Linked DNA regions of Mus musculus: region 1 is linked to region 2. Evidence: chromatin loops called from intact Hi-C (ENCODE). Cell type or tissue: heart. All regions are shown on one strand. Links, peaks and the distances in the headings refer to the core of each region. The heading gives the core; the rest is flanking DNA. Region 1 holds the start of Vps33b (vacuolar protein sorting 33B). Region 2 holds the start of Rccd1 (RCC1 domain containing 1).

Region 1 (9,487 bases), core at 1,523-6,522, 55 kb before region 2:
GGTGGCTAAAATTGGTTCTCTGAAGTTATGTTGGCACTTAAAGTATGGCCATCTTAACTTTCACATTACCATGTTTCCTAAGCCTAGCTTTCTGAAATGCTGATAACAGTAATTATAGTATTGATTGGCATCTTTTGTTTTTTAAATAGCGGCCTTACTAGCCCAGGTTGGCTTGAAACAGCAGTCCTTTTTCCTCAGCCTTGGAAGTGCTGAGATTGCAGGCTTCCACTGTTATTTCCCTAGAGGCATCCCTAGCCACCCAGACTAAGGCTGGGTCATCACAGTCTATGACCCTACCCTTATTTTCTGCAGTTGATGAGATTAATACTACTAGCATCCTTCACTTTCCTTCATTTTGAAAAAAGACCCCATGAAGGGAAGAGACCTGTACATTTCCCACTGTTCCTAAGTACTGCCAGATCTCCATTTAGACTGAAGAACTTCCTAACAATGAAGGTACTGTGGCAGCACTACCTTATAGGTTTGCCATCTTACCCACCCAGACCTCAGCCAAGGCACATAAGCTTCTAGCCTGGCCTTTCCTGCTGTGTCCCTTGTCTTAGAAATGGCTAGGCTGGGAGACTAATGTAGGCTCTAGTACAATTCACGTTTTGTGGGGGTTTCCTAGTTTTTGTTTTAAAGATTCATTTATGTGTTCTGGGTATTTTGCCTTCATGAACATAGATGTGCACCTCATGCATGCCTGGTACCATGGATCCCTGGAAGTGAAGTTACAGATGGTTGTGAGCTGTTAGGTGGGTGCTGGGAATTGGACCTCAGTCCTCTTCAAGAGCAGTTAATGCACTTAACCACTGAGCCATCTCTCCAGCCCTTTGCCCCGCTGCAGTCTCCGCTGGCTGTGGTTACAGGATTTCATGGGTTCTTGTTTTGAGGCCTTCTAGTTTCACGTGAACATCGATCACACTGAATGAGGTGGTACTGCACTTGGGAGCGCAGGAGGAAGACAGGTAATGCGGTCTCACTTTAGCTGGAAATAAAGCAGCCACAGAAGACTGGGTACGTCAGCCACTTGGGTTGGTGGACCACAGCACAGAGCACATGGCTGGACCACCTCTATTCCTCAGTGCAGCGGTCACCAAGCAGGTTAAGATGGTGTGAGGTCAGGCCAAGGTCAACATAAAGTATGAAGCACTATGGGCTTAGGCCTTTAAAACAAACAAACTTATTTATTGTAATGGTGCTAGAGAGTGAATCACCCAGCCTGGTTTTTAAGTGACTTATCCCGTTGGTTTGTTTTCTAAACAGGATTTTGTTGGTATGTTCCTTTTAACCCTTTGTGAAGAGTAGGGTAACAAATTCAAGAAAGTAAGAAGAAAGAATCAAGTGTTATTTTTACCATTCTGCAGAAAGGATGCCAACATAGGGTAAAGGCAAAAATAGCTAACATGCTGCTTTGGTGCCAGATGATATTTTTAAACTGATGATGAGAAAGTCCTGCCCTCTATCCCCATAGGCTGTTTGGGATTCACAGTCGAGCATAACCTCATCCTATTGTGTTAAGAGGCAAGACCTTTTAATATAAGTAGTTTGAGGCTTGAGGCTGTTCTCCGTTTTGTAGCTAATTTTTAAATTATAATTAATTTTTTTGAGATAGGGTCACTATATAGCACCAGCTGTACAGCAACTATGTAGACCAGGCTGGTCCTGAAGTCACAGAGATCCTGCCTCTTGTCTACCCAGTGCTGGGTCTGGCTGTCGCCATTCTTGGTTATTCTGGATTCTTTTCACCCTTCTCCACCCCTTTCCTACCCTTTCCACCCCTGAACACTAGATAAGAGAAAAAAAGGATAGGAGAAGAAAGAGACCCCTGAATAAAATCAGGGTTCAGAAAGGGGCAACATTATCATTAGACTACTTCCTGCTGATTAGGGGTGATGAGTTCCTTGGAGCAAGTTTGATCTTCTCAGCCAGGATATCTAATTTCTTCACCCATGACTAAACAAATTGCAACCAACAACCCATCATGCCTCTTGGGGCCCTAGCATTTATACCCTCTGAAAAGACACCAGAATTCCAAATGTCACACACAAACTATCTGCAGCTGGCAAAGTCATGCCCTTGCCAGAGCACAAGGCAAATCATGGTTGATGCGAACCATCTGAAGCAGCCTCATATCCCACACCTGGGATTAGAACGAAAACGTGTTCTTATATTTCCATTAAAAAAAAAAAACCAAAATTCCAAAATTTTTACTATACCTGGCCTCAATATATTTCCTATACCTTAAGTCTCACCTCTCACATCTTTTCCTCTTTGCTAGTTATTTTTAGAAGCTGGGTCATTTGTCCCAGGTGAGTTTCTGCTTTGAGGGAGTGGGAGTTGGGGAGGCAGGGAAGGGGTTGGCCAGAGGTTGGGGTGGAGTCCTTGCTAGCTCTCCAGCTAACCTTTTGAGTCAGGGTTTTCTGATGAACCCAGAGCCAGGTGATTAGGTTAGTCTAGCTAGACAGCTTGCCTGAGGGATCCCCAGCCTCTGACTTTGGAGTGCTGAAGTTACTGAGCTGATGTCACACCCCCTTAGCATGTTTGTGGGTGCTGGGGATCCAAACTCTAGTCTCCACCCTTTCATTCACTGAGCTGTACCCCAGCTTCCCTCAACTTTCTGTGGAGACCAGAGTAGCCGAGAACTCCTGATCCCTCTCTCTGCTTCGAAGGGTTGGGTTTACAGACACCCACCAAGATGACAGACTGCCTTTGTTTTCTTTCTTTTTTAAACAACAAAGTATTATACCTCACCCTTTCTCCCATTATTTCATTTATTGATTTCCCCAGTCAGCTCCTATCTGCAATAGACAGCATGGCCTACATATTGTGACCTTGTTTCATAAACAAATTCTATGTAAACAACACTATATAGATGTGTTTCTGTGTTTTTGCTTGTTTTTGATTTTTGTTTTGGTTTTTCTAGACAGGGTTTCTCTGTGTGGTCCTGGTAGTCCAGGAGCGCACTCTGTAGGACAGGCTGGCCTCAAACTTAGAGATTCACCTTCCTCTGCCTCCCAATGGCTGGGATTAAAGGCGTGCACCACTACCAGCTGACTACTTCTGTATTTTGCCTCTTTAATTTGTACAGTTGTTTTGTAGCATGATTGTGCCACAAGCTTATTCATTTCTTCCATAATGGCCATTAACAAATCGAACTCCAATAGCCAAGGGTTACAGCTGGCAAGCCTTAACTTTCATAGTCTAACACATTCATTCCTCTTTACACTGCTCGCTTACCTTCTATTACCAGGAAGCTAAGGACTGAATAGTTGGAGACTAAATTAACAGCTGAGACTCCAGCAATCAGCGCTCTGTAGACTAGGTTTCTCTCTCTCTCTCTCTCTCTCTCTCTCACACACACACACACACACACACACACTGTGCTCTGCAGACTAGGTTTCAAACACACACACCGCTCACATTCACACAAAGTAAACCTGTGAAAAGATTCACTCCCGTTTTCAAATGTCCCTTCCCGGCCGCCGTCCCCTTCTAGTGCTCTAATCGCTAACTGGGAGACCCGGACTTCCGGGATGTCTAGGAAGTGGCTTTTCTCTGGGTAGGAGGCGGGGTTCCCCGGCACGCTGCCGAGTGTGCGGATGTCGTTGGGAATCCTGCTGACAGGCTGAGTGGACTCGGGCGGGACCAGTGACTATAGGTCTCCAAGGAGAGTCGCCTGAGCCTGTGGCCGTCCGTCCGGGAGGTGGTCGGTCATTCATCCGTCGAGTACGGCAGAGGAGCGAGGGCCCCTTGGGGGTCCTGGGATCCAGAGCCCAGGCAAGCGGGGTACCAGCCTGCAGTAACACCTTGGGCTGTCGCCGGCCTTTGCAGAACAGGGAGAATTCTGCTGCTCTCACACGGTGGCTCAGGTGACCGCTGCCATGGCTTTTCCCCATCGGCTGGACGCCCCTGAGCTTCCCGACTTCTCTATGCTCAAGAGGCTGGCTCGGGACCAGCTCATCTATCTGCTAGAACAGGTCAGTGCCTGCCGTGGCCGGCGCCTTTACTGCGTCAACAGTGTGGCCCTCAATGTGACTTCTTCCTTGCTGAGTCCCTTGGTTTTTTTTCTTTGAGCTTCTGAGACAGATCCAAAATGGGGCGGTCAACAGGAAAAACCAGAGTAGTAACAGTTGCTTGAGACCTGGCCAGAGAATAAATGGAAATTGCCAGCCTCTGTGCAAATGAAAAAGACACACTTGTGCCAGGCATCACTGGAGATGGAAATACAGTTGAAATACCTCTGTCACTAGTTACATTCCAGGAGATGCCCTATGAAATAATGACCCCTAAAGGGTGCTGGATGGTAAGTGAATTCTAGACTTCCGGAAAAGTTTAGAATAAACAACAGCTGGGGCGATCTAAGAGTTTCCTGAGATCTAGAGTTTGAAGAATAGACATGCTTTCTCTGGAGCAGGAACATCGTGCACATTCAGGCAGTTGGGCTGCTAGATGGGAAGCCTAGCAGGGAAGGACCGGTGCATGAGCAGAGGAAAGAGCTAACAGAAGTTACACTGTAGGTTGGAAATAAAGTTCAGTGGTTAGACAATTGCCCAGGCAGGGTTCTCGGTTTCATCCATTGTTCCCCATGGGAAAGAAAGGGTGGTCGTACACACCTTTAATCCCAGTGCATTCATTCCTTCACAGGCAGAGGCAGGCAGATCTCTGAGTTTGAGGCCAGCCTGATCTACAGAGTGAGTTCCAGGACAGCCAGGGCTACATAGAAAAACCCTGTCTTGAAAAACAAACAAACAACAAAAATCAAACCCAAACAAACAAATTACACAGCAGGCTGAAGACCCACACCCATTTGTAGTGTGAAGCAATGTTTGCCATAGTGGTTTGTAACGAAGAGCAATTGGACAGCAGGCTAGTTCAGAGAATACTGATTAAAGTAGTAAAAGCTTACAAAAAACTGATGGCAGTAGAAAGGAGAGAAATGATGGGGTTTGGTTGTTGGTTTTGTTTCTTTAGGTCGTACTATGTAGCCCAGGGTATCCTCTGGCAAAACCTCTGATTCAGCCTTCCCAAGTGCTAGCATTACAGGAATTTGCCAGCACACCTGACTTGTGATAGATTTATAAATTACAGTGAAAGAACATTCAGAGATATTGATTAGTTGTAAATATTGAGGAAGTACCAAAGTTGACTTAGTCTGTGTTATTAGGACAGTAGTGTTGCTACTGTCATTGTAATGGTTTGCTTATTGTTATGGTTTGCTTATTGTTCATGGAAGCCTCTCAGGTATAGGAATAGTGTGTGTTCTGCCCAGCATCAAGTACTGAGCTGAGAATCAGCCACATAGCAGGTGCTTAATGAAAAATTGTTGTGCCAACATTGAACGAAACTGAAAAGCACACACGTGTAAGTCAAATGCATGTAGACACAAAATGCGCGTGGGCACACACACACACAGAGGAAGAGGCTAAGTGAAGAAAGTTGATTAATTTGGAGTTGAAGTCAAGTTAAAGTGCTAATAGTTAGGGGCTATGGGTGTTCCTCACTGTATAGTTCCATTTCTCTCCTTTGGAACCCTAGGTTCTAGCCGAGAGAGAGAGAGAGAGAGAGAGAGAGAGAGAGAGAGAGAGAGAGAGAGAGAGAGAGAACCTTAGGGGACACAGGACCGTATGGTATTTCTCCTTTGTATGTCCCATAATGCTAGCGTAGAGATTTGCACATGAAAGTGTTTCAAAAAGTATGTGGAGAATGGCAAGATAAGTGCTGGAGAGTAGTAGAGACTAAGATAGAACCTTATTAGTGGAGAGTATTGCGGCAGAAGAGACACCACAAGGTCAAGGTCATAAGGACTCTGGGCACTATTACCTTCCCCATACTAATTTCTGTTTTGTTTTTTTTTTTCTTTTTGTCTGTGCATGTGGCATGTAGGCATGCGTGTTCACATGTGTACATGTTCACATGTGTACATGCATGTAGGCATGCTTGTTCACATGTATATGGGTATGTGTATACACATGTGCCCATGTGTTGGGAGGTCCAAGGTTGGCAATGGTAGTCTTTCTGCATCATTGTCTACCTTATTTGCTGGGGCAAGTTTTCTCAGTGGAACCTAGAACTTGCTGATCCAGACTAGTCTAGCCTGGCAGCTTGCTGGAGGGATCCTTCCTCTGACTGGAGAGTGCTGGAAGTACAAGTGGCCCAACATGTCCACCCGCTGTTTCCATGGGTGCTGGAATCTGAAGTCCAATCTTTACACTTTCACAGCAAATACTTCATCACTGAGCCACTTAGCCCTGGTTTATCTTTTAATGAACACTGCTATTCAAGCTTGATAGATCAAAGTCATAATGGACTGTCATTTCCCTTATACTTAACTTATGCTGCGTCCTGTGGGTACTTCATCATACATGGCTTTAAAAATAACACTCATACACTCTAGAAAGTATAGGGGAAACAATATTAAGACAAAACATAGCCAAATACTGGGATTAAATGTGGTGGCACACACATTTAATTCCAGTATTTGGGAGGCAGAAGCAGATGGATTTCTGATTTCGAGGCCAGCCTGGTCTACAGATCAAGTTCCAGGACAGTCAGGACTACTCAGAGAAACATTGCCACCAAAAAAACCAAAACCAAAACAAACAAACAAACAAACAAACAAACCACCAAACCCTTTCTGTGATGCCAGCATCTCCAGTGTCAACACTGCTGATGCCCTTCCAGTATGAAAACCATTTCTTGTGACGCAGTGAGATGACTTGGTAAGTAAGGGTGCTTGCTGTACGTGCAAGCCTGTTCACTTGAGTTCAGTTCCTGGAACTCACACGAAGGTGGAAGGAGACAATCTACTCCACAGTGTTTAACTTCTGCACAGCATACCAGGGCACACATGTTCACATACACGCATCATGCACACACATAACCACATTTCATGTTTGTCTTCCTCTGTTTTGTTCCCAGTGTCCACGCTTTCTTGCTTGGTCTGCACTATTACCTTTTCAAATGAGCCCCTACCTTCCGTTTCTCATCTCTTCACTTATCTTACCAATAGCTGTCCATTCCATCTAAACTTCCTGGCTGATTTGTGCTGTAGTATACAAAAGCTTCCTGTTCCCCTTCTTCCTTAAAGGATCAAGTCCAAAAACCCTACCTATTGGTCAGTTCCAGTCAACTGTTTCAAACCTATTTCCCACCATTTCTTTTGCACCAATATTATTAATTCTTGGCACTGCAGACATGCTGTGTGCAGTAATATCATATTGTAGGGCCTGTCCTGTACAGTGTGGATGGCTTAGCAGCATTCAAACCTCTATGCATTAGTTGCCAATATCTCCCTACACTCTGTTCCAGATAACCCAAAATGTGTCCTGCATTGCCAGATGTCCCCAGCTGAGGACTGCTGCCGTGTACCAGATGTGTCAATCCAACTGAATTGCTTGCTCAGCCCTCCCCCTCTACACTTAACCTTGCTGGACTGTCCCGCAAACATCACTAACAACTCTCAACTCTGTCAAGGCCTAGTTGAAAGGAAGCTTCCAATGACTTAGCCCTTCCTAGCAGTAACTGTGACCTCCTTCTCTTGTGCATATGAGAGAGCAGCATCCAGAGTGTGGGTGCTGGAATCCCATGGTGCTGTCAGGAGGTAGCTGCAGGGGAGGGCAGAGGGTGGGTACTAGCTGGGCTTTGCTTTTTCTTTTTGCAGGGATGGTGATTGAAATCAGGGCCTCCTGCTTGCAACACACAAGCTGTATCACTGAGTCACACACATCCAGCCCTGCCATGATTTTCAAAGTTCTGCATTAAGTGTGTCATGTTTGTAACTAAAAGGAAAATGCCATTGGAAAAGATATTTCGCAGTTAGTTAAAGGGGTTGTAGAATGCAAGGTGGGCTTTTGTTGAGTTTGTCTTTATTAGGAAATGAAGAACTGTTATGAGGCAGAGTATTAGAGGCAGTGACCAAACACAATTGACTGACAAGGAGCCAAGCTGAGAAAGTCAAATATTTTTCACATACAAAATGTCAGTAATGAATCAGACAGTAAATAAGATACTTAGCTAGATGTCTAATGCTGTTTTAACTCAAAACCAAGTTTTTGTTAAATGAGTGACTGCATAAATTCCCAGCTTGTGGGACCTTTGAGTGAGCTACCATACTTTCTCTCTTTCAGCTTCCTGGAAAAAAGGATTTGTTCATTGAGGCAGATCTCATGAGCCCTTTGGATCGAATTGCTAACGTCTCTATCCTGAAGGTACCAGCCCTTTTCTCAGGGTAACTCCTGCCCCCTTTCCTCTTTGAACAGTTTTTCTTTTGACAAGCATAACTAATTCCTGAATATTGACCCCCTTGACAGGGTGAAGACAGTCAGCTCACCTGGGCGGGCACATGGGGGATGGTGTTTGTCTTGTGTTTTACTTTTGGTTTTTCTGTTGACAGTAAGGCAGAAATTTTAGTGGGATGAGAACAGACTGTCTTATAGGATTAACCCTTTAAGTGTCCCTGCCTTTGTGTCACACCTGGGCTTTTCCAACTCGTGTCCATTGTCATGTTTGATTCTCTCTGTAGCAACATGAAGTGGACAAGCTGTACAAGGTGGAGAACAAACCTGCCCTCAGCGCCAATGAACAGTAAGTGTGAGAGAGTCTGTGGCTTCCAGGCTGGAGGAGGGCCAAGACGTTTGTTTGTTTGCTTTGCTTTGTCCTTGCCTGAAATGTGCAGCCACAGTGCCTGAGATGCAGCCCGGTTCCCTGAGTGCTCACAGTGTCATGCACTGGTTGTTAAATAATATGGCACTCAGATTGTTAGTCTGCCTTTCTGCACTTTCTTCCACTCTGCCTTCTTCCCTCTCTACTCCATGTTGTTATCTACAACTCAAATTATTCCTTGTCCAAAAATTGTTACTTTACTACCAACCACCTCCAGGGGCAGTAGCTGGAAACCAGCTCAGTGGTTGAAGCACTTCCTGTGCAAGGCCAGTGGTCAGGGTTCAGTCGTGGAGCCCATGGAAAGGTAGAAGAAGAGAGTCTTCACACAGAGTTGTCCTCTGACGTCTGCATGTGTGCCTGCACTCACACACACACACACACACAAGTGAACAGATAGATAAGTAAGGAAGTAACCTCTAGGATCAGTGACTTAGCAGGCTAACAGACAACCTGAATTTTACCCACATAGTGAAGAAGAGAATCTACTCCCACAAGTTGAACCTGCTTCCACACGGTCCAGAACGTGCCTTTGTCCTCCTGTCACTCACTCGCTGTGCCTGAAGTTCTCTCCTGTCCTTCACTCCATAAAGAGCACCAGGCTTTCATCCAGTCCTGCTCTTCATGAAGCTCCCTCCCAGGCTGGATTGATTTTCCTCTCTAGATCTCCAGGGCACTTTGTATTGTTCTGTCCACATGCCATGCACTCTCAGTCTGCCGGGCAGGAGATCAAACCAGGACTTCGAGCAAGTACTCTGCTATTGCACTGTATCTCTAGTGCTTTGATTTCTTTTACACACTCCCCAAACTTGAGTAGCGTATACCT
Region 2 (9,487 bases), core at 1,672-6,671:
CGAGGCTGCCCGAGTAAGGGTGTACGGGTGTTGGGTATTTCTGGACTGGCATGTTAGGAGGGTTGGGCAGGTATACATGATACAGGTCTGGAGTTGGGATTGTGAGGGCACTCACGGGTCACCAGGGCAGTGTAGCTCCAGCCTGCGCTCACTTGGCAAATATCATCACTGGCATGCAGTGGTTCAGGACTGTACACTGAATGGTGGCTGTTCCCAGAACCCAGCGCTTGCCCGAAGCCACAGAAACCAAAGCCGAACCAGGCTCCGTGCCGTTTCTCGGCCATGTCCAGGTTGAGCCCTCTGTGGGTGGACACTTGGCTGTGGTGTGGATTAAGGGATGCAAGATTAAGGTTGCAAACCAAGGAGACTCTTGCAAACAGGACACCTTAGGAACGCTGGCAAATCCTGCCTTCCAGGGGGCTGAAGTTGCACTACCTGTAAAATAGAGACAGTATGCCATCCTAATCACCGGGCAAACGGAGTCCATCCCACTACTGTCCACGGAGCAGAGCTTTGGCCAAAGGTCCTACCAGATTTTTGACTGCTGAACTGTCTGCAGCTGACCACTTCTACTTTTGGCTCAAATCCAGCGTACAGCTGTAAGAAATATTAAGTATGTGTCTTTTAAGTCAAACTTGTATTCAAGGCAAGAAAAAAAATTTTTTTTAAGATTTATTATTTGGGGTTGGGGGGTGGGGTGGGGCTGGAGAGACATCTCAGCGGTTAAGAGCACTGACTGTTCTTCCAGAGGTCCTGAGTTCAATTCCCAGCAACCACATGGTGGCTCACAATCAATATGCAATGGGATCCAATGCCCTCTTCTGGTGTCTGAAGACAGTTACAGTGTACTCAAACACATAAAACAAATAAATAGCTTTTTTTTTAAAATGGTTTTAAAAAAAGAAGTGGTTAAAAAAAAAAGGATTTATTATTTTGGACTGGAGAGACGACTCAGTGGTTAAGAACATTGGCTGCTCTTCCAGAGGACCCAGGTTCAATTCCCAGCACCCACAAAGCAGCTCACAGCTGTCTCTAAGTCCCGTTCCAGGGCATCCTACACCCATACACAGACACACATGCAGGCAAAAAAGCATGCACAGAAAATAAAATAATAAAATAAAAGATTTATTTTACAATATGTGTAGAGATGTTTTTCCTGCATGTCTGTCTGTGCACCATGTTTGTGTCTGGTGTTACTAAAGGGCAGAAGAGGGCATCAGACCCTCTGGTACTGGAGTGTGAGCCATCATGTGGGTGCTAGACCTGAACCCAGGTCTTCCGCAAGAACAGCAGTGCCCTTCACCACTAAGCTTCCCCACACCCTTTTAATGTGAGGCAGGGTCTCTCTACACAAGCCCTTGCTGTCCTGGAACTCACTATGTAGAACAGGCTGGCTTCAAACTCACAAAGATCGCCCCATCGCTGCCTTCTGATTGTGGAGATCAAAGGCATGTGCCAGTACTTCTCTAGCTGGCCTGGTGTCTAGATCTTTATCTCCCTGTCCCTTGTAAGACTATTTTGAAAATGTTGCACACACACACACCAGTAAACCCTGTGTTTTCTCAAAGTCCAATGACCAGTGACCCTTTTCTCTTTCCTCCTTAATTTCCATGGACTAAGTCTTACACGACTACCCAATTTGGGGCATGGTATTCCTTATTTTATTATTTTATTTTCTGTGCATGCTTTTTTGCCTGCATGTGTGTCTGTGTATGGGTTTAGGATGCCCTGGAACGGGACTTAGAGACAGCTGTGAGCTACTTTGTGGGTGCAGGTCTTTGTTGTACACTTATCCTGCTCCCATTGGTTGGGGTGTTCAGCTGTAGCAGAGGATGTGCACTGTTCAATATTCATATCTTTTTTTTTCTTTTTGTTTTTTTTTGTTGTTTTTTTTTCTTTTTGTTTTTTTTTTTTCTTTCTTCTCTTTCTTGTTCAATATTCATATCTTAACTTGTCTACCAGGATTAGTTACCCACACACATGTTTCTTTCTGCAAAATAGGATGTCAGTTCTCAGGGAGGTCTTGAGAATTTAAACTCTACTTGGCCCCTACTCAAAATGGAAGTCTTTTTTTGTTTGTTTGTTTCAAGACAGGGTTTCTCTATATAGCCCTAGCTGTCCTGGAACTCACTTTGTAGACCAGGCTGGCCTCAAACTCTAAAATCCTCTGCCGCCCAACTGCTGGGATTAAAGGCGTGCACCACCACTGCCCAGCCAAAATGAAAGTCTTATTCCAAATAGTTCCTTATATTGGCTCAGGTGACTCTCTTACCTTGGGGCCCATCCCAGGGGCAGCTTACACTATAAAAGCTTATACACAGGTGCAGAAAGTGCTGCAGGGTGGTTGTTTCGGGTCCAAGGGTAACTATACAAAGTCGTTCTACTGACTTCTATCGTGATTGGTTTCAAGGGCACAGAACATAACTATATAATCAATCTTAGCATTAGAAAGTTCCTTAGGAACAGCACAAACATGAGAAAGTTTCTTTATAATGGCAGGCTGTCCAGGTAACGGTTACCTAGGCCTTAACCTTCCATCTAGGCCTTAACAGTGGTCTCTTTCTTTGCAACCCAGAACTTATTTCTATTACCACAAGGGAACTGTGAGGCATGTACGTGGGAGATCAGATACAACACTAGGATCTGAGGCCCACAGCTCCAGTCTCTTAGCCTTGAGAACTTTAACCCCGAGTCTCCATTCAAATTGACTCCATTTTTCTCTAGACTCCCAATCACACAGCAAGTGTGGAGCTGAGCCGTGTCCTATGGATTTATAAGCCTCGTCCCAACAAGAAGAATAAACACCTGGGACCTAGGTGGGCGTGCCTGTGCACCTGGATCCTATTGCACAACTTCAGTTTTACAAGGCGAGTGGGGACAGCACTGCTTGTATCTACCTAGCAGAACTGTTTGCAATAAATACAAATCAAAATTTAAGTGTAAACAGTCCTAGCTTAGTTTACACAGTAGAATTTAACGACGAAAATGACCATTGGCTCTTACCGGGTTTCAGAGGCATTTGGACAATTTCCACTGGACCTTACTCGGTCGTTTATTCAAGAAGTCTTTGCTGCGCCTTTCCTTTGACTTAATGTGATGACTATGGGTCCCAGGGAGCTCAGGCTGAAATTGGGAGACAGTCGCGCGGTTCAAAATGCAACGCCACTTCACTCGAATGGATCAGAATTTTACAGACACTCTCGAGCCTCTTAAGTCAGATCTGAGACTACAGCTCCTGGATCCCCAACCAAAGGAATCTTTCATCTTCCCATTAGCCTGTACCCTCAACTCATCAGGAAAGCCCTTTAAGCAGGAAACCTTGAAAGTGAGCAGCGCATAGTAATGTATGGCTCGGGGAACAGATGGCCGGCGGAGTAAAGCACTTTTTAAGGGCCTCCGCGCCAAGCAACGCGGTCATTCGGTGCGCCAGCTTTTCGGAGCCAATCGCAGGCACGAGCGGTGACGTCACCACTGGGGCGCGCCTGACCGGCACACATGCGCCGGGTTACCTGCCACCAGGCAGTAGGCTGAAGTCTCCTGTGCGCGCCAACAGCAGTGGACGCGGTTGGAACCACTGAATGAATGGATACTCTTGACGATCCGAGGGAAACGGCGGGCGAAGACCAAGCCCTGACACCCTCCATTCCCTTTGAACAAGGAAGGAGGTCGTTCACTACTGAACAAGCGCAGGACTGAGGGCCAAACAGGAAGCTGTAGTACTAGTGCCTTCACTGATTGGCCCAGGCTCTGTCACTTACTTGTACTGAGCCAATGAGTGCCAAGCCTGGACTCCAGCCTCTAAGAAACCGGTGTTCCTAGCCATATAGGGAATCTATTTGAGTCCTGTTTCTCCTTCAACCTGGCAGAGTTACAGAAAAATGTATTTTCCCCGAGGGAAGCGCACACTGACCCCAAATTCCAAACACAGACTGGGTAGAGATCACAGAAAACTCACAATATCATGACAAATGTATCCAAGGACCAGCATAAAAAAACGACACTGAAAAAAAAAAAAAAAAAAAAAGCTGGGCAGTGGTGGCGCACGCCTTTAATCCCAGCATTCGGGAGGCACAGGCAGGCGGATTTCTGAGTTCGAGGCCAGCCTGGTCTACAAAGTGAGCTCCAGGACAGCCAGGGCTATACAGAGAAACCCTGTCTCGAAAAAAAACCAAAAAAAAAAAAAAAAAGAAAGAAAGAAAAAGAAAAAACCAACCAAACAAACAAACAAAAAAAAAAAAAAAAAAAAAGACACTGAAATTTGATCAGCTTCCTAAGCTTTAGGCTAACTCACCAGGATTTAGAAAGAAACCAGCGTGGGTGTTGGCACTTGTAATTCCTACAACTCTTAACGGTTGAGAAAGGATTATCAGTTTGAAGCCAGCCTGTCCTACCCATATTAAGGCCTTGTCTACAAAGGTTCTCCATGGGCCCACTGGCTTCCTTCTGTTACAGCAACAGCGCTCTACAGCACACTTTGCTGATGTCCAGCTGTTGCTCCTGAGTGTCCCACCCTCAGCAGCCCCGCCTACAACAACAAACAGATGCTTTAGTTCCACAGAATTTATTAGCGGGGTGAGCCTGCTGGCAGGCTCTGATGATGCTCCCAGCATGTGAGGATGCTGTTGTGTCCTTCCTTCTTGATGCCCATAATCCTCAGGCTTGAATGGGATGTACGTCCCCCAGCCTCAGCTCTCTACAGTACAGACAGGGCCCTCCTGAGTGCTGGCAGGGCAGGGCTGTATGCTGTGTGTCCTGAGAACACCAAAGTGCAACTGTGGCAGCTGTGGAGGCGAGGCAAGTATCGAGCATCCCAGTGCTGACTCAGAGCTGTGAAGGGTGACAGATGCGTGAGCTGTGGGCCCCGGGCCGATCGTCACTCTCCGTCCTGGTTGGGTTGGATGAGTCTATATTCCACTGCTTTCTCCAGGCAGGCTGCGGCAGCCCTGGTGACTGGGCTCTCCTCGCCCTTGGCCAACACTGACAGGATCTCCAGGACCTCACTCTCCATCAGGGTGCCGGCGATCTCCTTCGAAGACTGCATCATGTTCAGCACCACCACGGTGCCCCGGTGCTGCAGCTCCTGGTTGGGGCTGAGGAGCAGGGCCTGCAAGATCTCCAGCCAGTGTGTGGTCTGTAGGAAACGGGCGGATGTGAAGACTGGCAGAAACCACATCTACGCTCTAGGAACTCCCCGACACAACAGCCATACCACCATGTAGGGAACTGCTAGCTCCTTCAGCCTCCCCCGCCCAGACCAGGTACTCACCACTTGAGGGATACGACTGCAGAGTGCGGGCCGCATGGAGGTGAGCATGGCCAGGCCCCCAGCAGCCGCCCTCCGCAGCAGCTCATCATCCTCGCCGCTGTACAGCACCAGCAGCTTCAGCCGGTCATTGCCCTGGGCCTCGAAGAGATCTTGCACCTGGGACAGATGGAGGCAAGGACCATGCTACCGGGGTTCAAAGCCTAGCCGAAGGGCAGGGCTGCTGGTACCTGTCATGGCAACCACCGGACCAACCCCGGCACCTGTCAGTCATGGCGACCGGCCAGACCAACGCTCACCTCTTTGCTCATGGCTAAGTTACACATGCACTCGGTAGCTGCGCGGCGGATCATCTCATGCTCCTCAAACATGTAGCCCTCAATCATGGGCACAGCCTTCTCCTTCAGGATCTTCTGCCTGCGGGGTGAAGGTGGAAGGACACGTATGACCAGAGTCTCCATATCCATAGGTGCCGCCCTATCCCGGGTGGCTGAGCCCTGAGCTCAGGTGCTCCCCTAGCAATGCCCAAAGACTCTGCTGTGCTGGTTAGGAACTGCAGTGCTTTCTAGCCTTCTGGCCTGGCAGGAAACAGCATGGGGTTGGGTTGTTTGTTTGTTTGTTTTTTAAGAGATTTATTTATTCATTATATGTAAGTACACTGTAGCTGTCTTCAGACACCCAGAAGAGGGCATCAGATCTGGTTACAGATGGTTGTGAGCCACCATGTGGTTGCTGGGATTTGAACTCAGGACCTTCGGAAGAGCAGTCGGTGCTCTCAACCGCTGAGCCATCTCTCCAGCCCCAGCATGGGGTTGTTAAGCATCCCGGAAGTTAGCAAAGCAGGGTGGTTATGAAGACGGCTCTGTAAACATCAACCGTTTGCGCACTGAACCTGTCCGAGCCGCTTGAACTATTTCACCTGGTACTCATCATAACCCCATGCTTGAATTACCTTCCTTAATGTAGAGTGCAGAGGTGGCTACCGTCACTATTTAGCCAAAGCAGAAACTGGGCCGCGTGGTGAGTGATGTATTCAAGGTCACAATTAGTACTAACAGCTAATAAATGTTCACTGTGACTACTGCCAGGGCCAGATACTATGAACTAATGGCTTTCAGGAGAGGTCAGGGAGGTGGCTTTTGAAACAGATTATAACCTAGCCTGGCCTAGAACTCACAGCCAAGAACTCTTCCTCCCTTGGCATGAGCCACAACACCCACTTGTGCCTGATAAAGAGTTTTACAAGCATTTTCTCAGCCAGCTCTCCACGCTCCTACTTCACGGGTTAAATAACTAACTCACAGAGAAGAAACTGAGGCAGAAGGACTTAAAAGCTTTCTTAGGATTATACCATGAGCCACTGAGTGTCAGCAGCCTGGGGAGAGAAGGAAATAGAGGGTAAAGTCGGGGCCCCAGAGCTTCACCCTGCCTCCCCTGGCATGACTCTTCATCTGTAGGCTGCAGAGGAGTCATTGTGAGGCACAAAGAGTGACCAGGAACTGGCTTCCAAACTACAGAGTGAGTGAGTGAGGCTCCCCCAAATCCCCATACCAGGCTCCCAGCGGGTCCTTACCTGAGCCTCTCACTGATCCCTGCCAGGTTTGTTAGGGCCATGAGGGCCTCAAAGTTCTGCAGTCCTGAGCAGCTGAGGTGCAGCAGAGAGACAAGGGGCCGGACTACTTCGTAGATCTGTGATAGAACTGCACCTATCAGTGTTCACCCAATCCCAAGACCCCAGCAGGGAGCCCACCCAAGACAGTGGCTCTATGGCTGTCTCTTCCTACCCCAGGACTCAGCAAAACTGCCACTTCCTGATGGTCATGAGAAGGGGCCCAGGCCAGGGCTCCTCAGGGCATAATGAGGAAACGGGGGGGGGGGGGTCCACAGTCAGAGCAAGGAGACACATACCCGCTCGCCAGGAAAGGTCATCTCTGGGTTGGAGGTAATGGTCAGCTTGGCAAGAGCCTGGGCGGCCTTGGTCTGCCCAACATCAGTGCCTTCCAGAGCCAGGGGGAGCAGAGCCTGTCAAACGACCCCAGCCCTGTCAGCACCCAGGCTGGCCCCGGGAGCACAAGGTCCAAGCCATCGATCCTTACTGCACTCTCCCCCAGCCCCCCAACTCTCTCCTTGGGTCTGAGAATACTCCCTGCTCAGACTCCACTCCCTTCACTTTGAGGTCTCTCACTGAAACTACCCACACTTTCCTCAACCACCCATTAGGTGCTAACCATGGGTTGTGCAGAGCCCTGGGGCCCCAGAGGGAAAAGGAGGCAAGCTCAGGCTCTTTATGGGTCCAAAGGACTCCAAGGAGCCTGTCCACAGAAGTATCACACTCCACTGGCAAAAGTTCCTGCTGGCCACTCTTAGTGTCCCCCAGGGCCAGCAGCCACTGAGTCATGTCTTACAGGTGGATGGCTCAGGAAGGAGTCAGAAACCAGCTTACCTTGCCCCCTCCCTGGGCAACCACAGTACCTCGATCCTCCACCTCTTCCACCAAAGCCAGGAAGACCCTGCCGGGAGAAGGTGTGGGTGGGTGGGTGGGACCCAGTGGCAGGCAGGCATTTCAATCTTAAGCTAAGCAAAGTAAGGCAGCCAAGTGCTCTAAGACCCACACAGTCCAGTACCCATCCCTACAGGCATGCGGTAGCCTGAAGCAGGAGTCCGCAGAGGCAGGCTGGCTCACCTGGAGAGTAGCTCCCTACAGGAGTTCGTCAGCACGGGGCTCTCCGTCTTCACCATACACGTCATGGCTGACACCACACCCGCCGCCAGCAGCTTCTTCACACGAGCCCGCACGAAGCTTGGTTTGTCCTGCGAGAGAAGGCAATCGGGGAGTGGGGGGGGGGAACCCTAGCTGGGTGGGTGGGAAAATGTGAGCTCTTCTCACAGAAGACATTGCTTAAAGGAAAGCTTTCTGTTGAGGATCAATCGGCCAGCTCAACTGCTGCCAATAACATGGAGCCCCCCCTGTCCCGTCCCGCCCTCACCCCGCCCTCCCGAGTGTACCCATACCTTGGGGTGCTGTTCTGGAACGTGCTGCTTGGCATACTTGGCCAGCTCCACCATCTTGGGGTCAGGCTCCTCATAGTCGTAGCTGTTGGTGCAATTGACCAATGCCGAGCCTACGGCAAAGAGCACTGACCTTTCTTCAGACTGCCAGGAGAGAGGGGCACTCAGCAGGGAAGTCCCAGCGGGGCAGCCCAGCTCAGAGCAGCGGAGCCAGGCTGCCATCCCATCCTCCACAGCCCCATCTGTGAGGAACCCAGGAAAAGACTGGGAACCTGCTCCAACCCCACACTCAGAGCTCACAATCCTGCCTCCTTAACTCCTCCAGGGCAACTGTGCTTCCAGACCCTACAGGCACCACAGAGACACCCTGCAGCTGGCTCTGCTTCCCCAGGGTCACAGGGACATGGGTGAGACCTGCTAAAGCCTGGTAAGCGCTCATCCTAGATCCCGCCGCCCCTAGGCTGAAAGCAGGAACTGGCAGAGCTACCCTGCTTAGCTGGAACAGGGCCTTCAGAGCAGCCTCGTCCTCCACAAACTCTTCCTTCACGTCCGCATCAAAGGTGAGGTAAGCCAGGCCCTCCACTGCCCAGCGCCGAGTACCTGCATCAATCTGGTCATTGCATAGCCACCTAGGGACAAGGATGATCATGAATGGCAATAAGAGGTGTGAAGCAGGAGCCAACCACGGTACAGGTACAGGCCTGTGATCTTGGCACTCGGATGGCAGAGACAAGAGAGTCACAAGTTCTAGGCTGGTTTGTGTTTAGTGAGATCCTATCTCAAACAAACAAACAAAAAACACAACAGCAAATAATAGTGGGAGAAAGAAGGAGTAGCTTGGACAAAGAGGAGAGCCAGGGGCTTGGGTCTCCCCTTGACACAGTCACTTATGAGCAAGGTTCTAGGAGGGTTTGTCTAACAGAAGGCAGCTCCTGCCGGGGACAGACAGGAAACAAAGGAGCTTTACCTTCCATCCATGCCCCTTTAAATACCGCGCGTGTGTGTGTGTGTGTGTGTGTGTGTGTGTGTGTGTGTGTGTGTGTGTGTGTGCGCGCGCGCGCGCGTGCATCCAGAGGCCTGCTGCCTTCTTCCCTTGGAGGAGAGTCTCTGGCTGCAGCTAAAGCTAGGCTAGCAGTCAGCAAGCCCCCACAACCCTTTTGTCTCTGCCCACCACAGCAAAGGTGTGACAGGTACAGGGGAAACCACATCCAGTTT

What was found. A loop is a pair of places that touch in the nucleus more often than their neighbours do. Peaks named below come from ENCODE experiments on the same cell type or tissue, not always from the same donor. Only the 100,000 strongest peaks of a DNase experiment are listed, where the experiment ranks them.
Region 1: it touches region 2 in a loop (4-fold over the local background); 1 of 42 quality-filtered maps calls a loop at or near these places.

The regions. Positions count from the first base shown.
Region 1 is chr7:80,266,100-80,275,586 of GRCm38, forward strand. It overlaps Vps33b (vacuolar protein sorting 33B), which reads left to right and starts at 3,556. Exons shown (of 23, transcript NM_178070.4): 1 at 3,556-3,980; 2 at 8,130-8,210; 3 at 8,525-8,586. The coding sequence starts at 3,885. In heart, for the core only: no CTCF peak of the experiment used is centred there; a DNase peak (open chromatin) is centred at 3,542; H3K4me3 peaks cover 2,011 bases; H3K27ac peaks cover 1,768 bases.
Region 2 is chr7:80,320,747-80,330,233 of GRCm38, forward strand. Rccd1 (RCC1 domain containing 1) reads right to left here and starts at 3,708. Exons shown (of 9, transcript NM_173445.4): 1 at 3,004-3,708; 2 at 531-597; 3 at 116-435. The coding sequence starts at 284. It overlaps Unc45a (unc-45 myosin chaperone A), which reads right to left. Exons shown (of 20, transcript NM_133952.2): 12 at 8,760-8,901; 13 at 8,276-8,416; 14 at 7,947-8,074; 15 at 7,707-7,773; 16 at 7,172-7,285; 17 at 6,837-6,952; 18 at 5,563-5,680; 19 at 5,267-5,422; 20 at 4,546-5,131. The coding sequence ends at 4,874. In heart, for the core only: no CTCF peak of the experiment used is centred there; DNase peaks (open chromatin) are centred at 3,465, 3,735, 4,725, 5,535 and 1 weaker place; H3K4me3 peaks cover 1,801 bases; H3K27ac peaks cover 1,907 bases.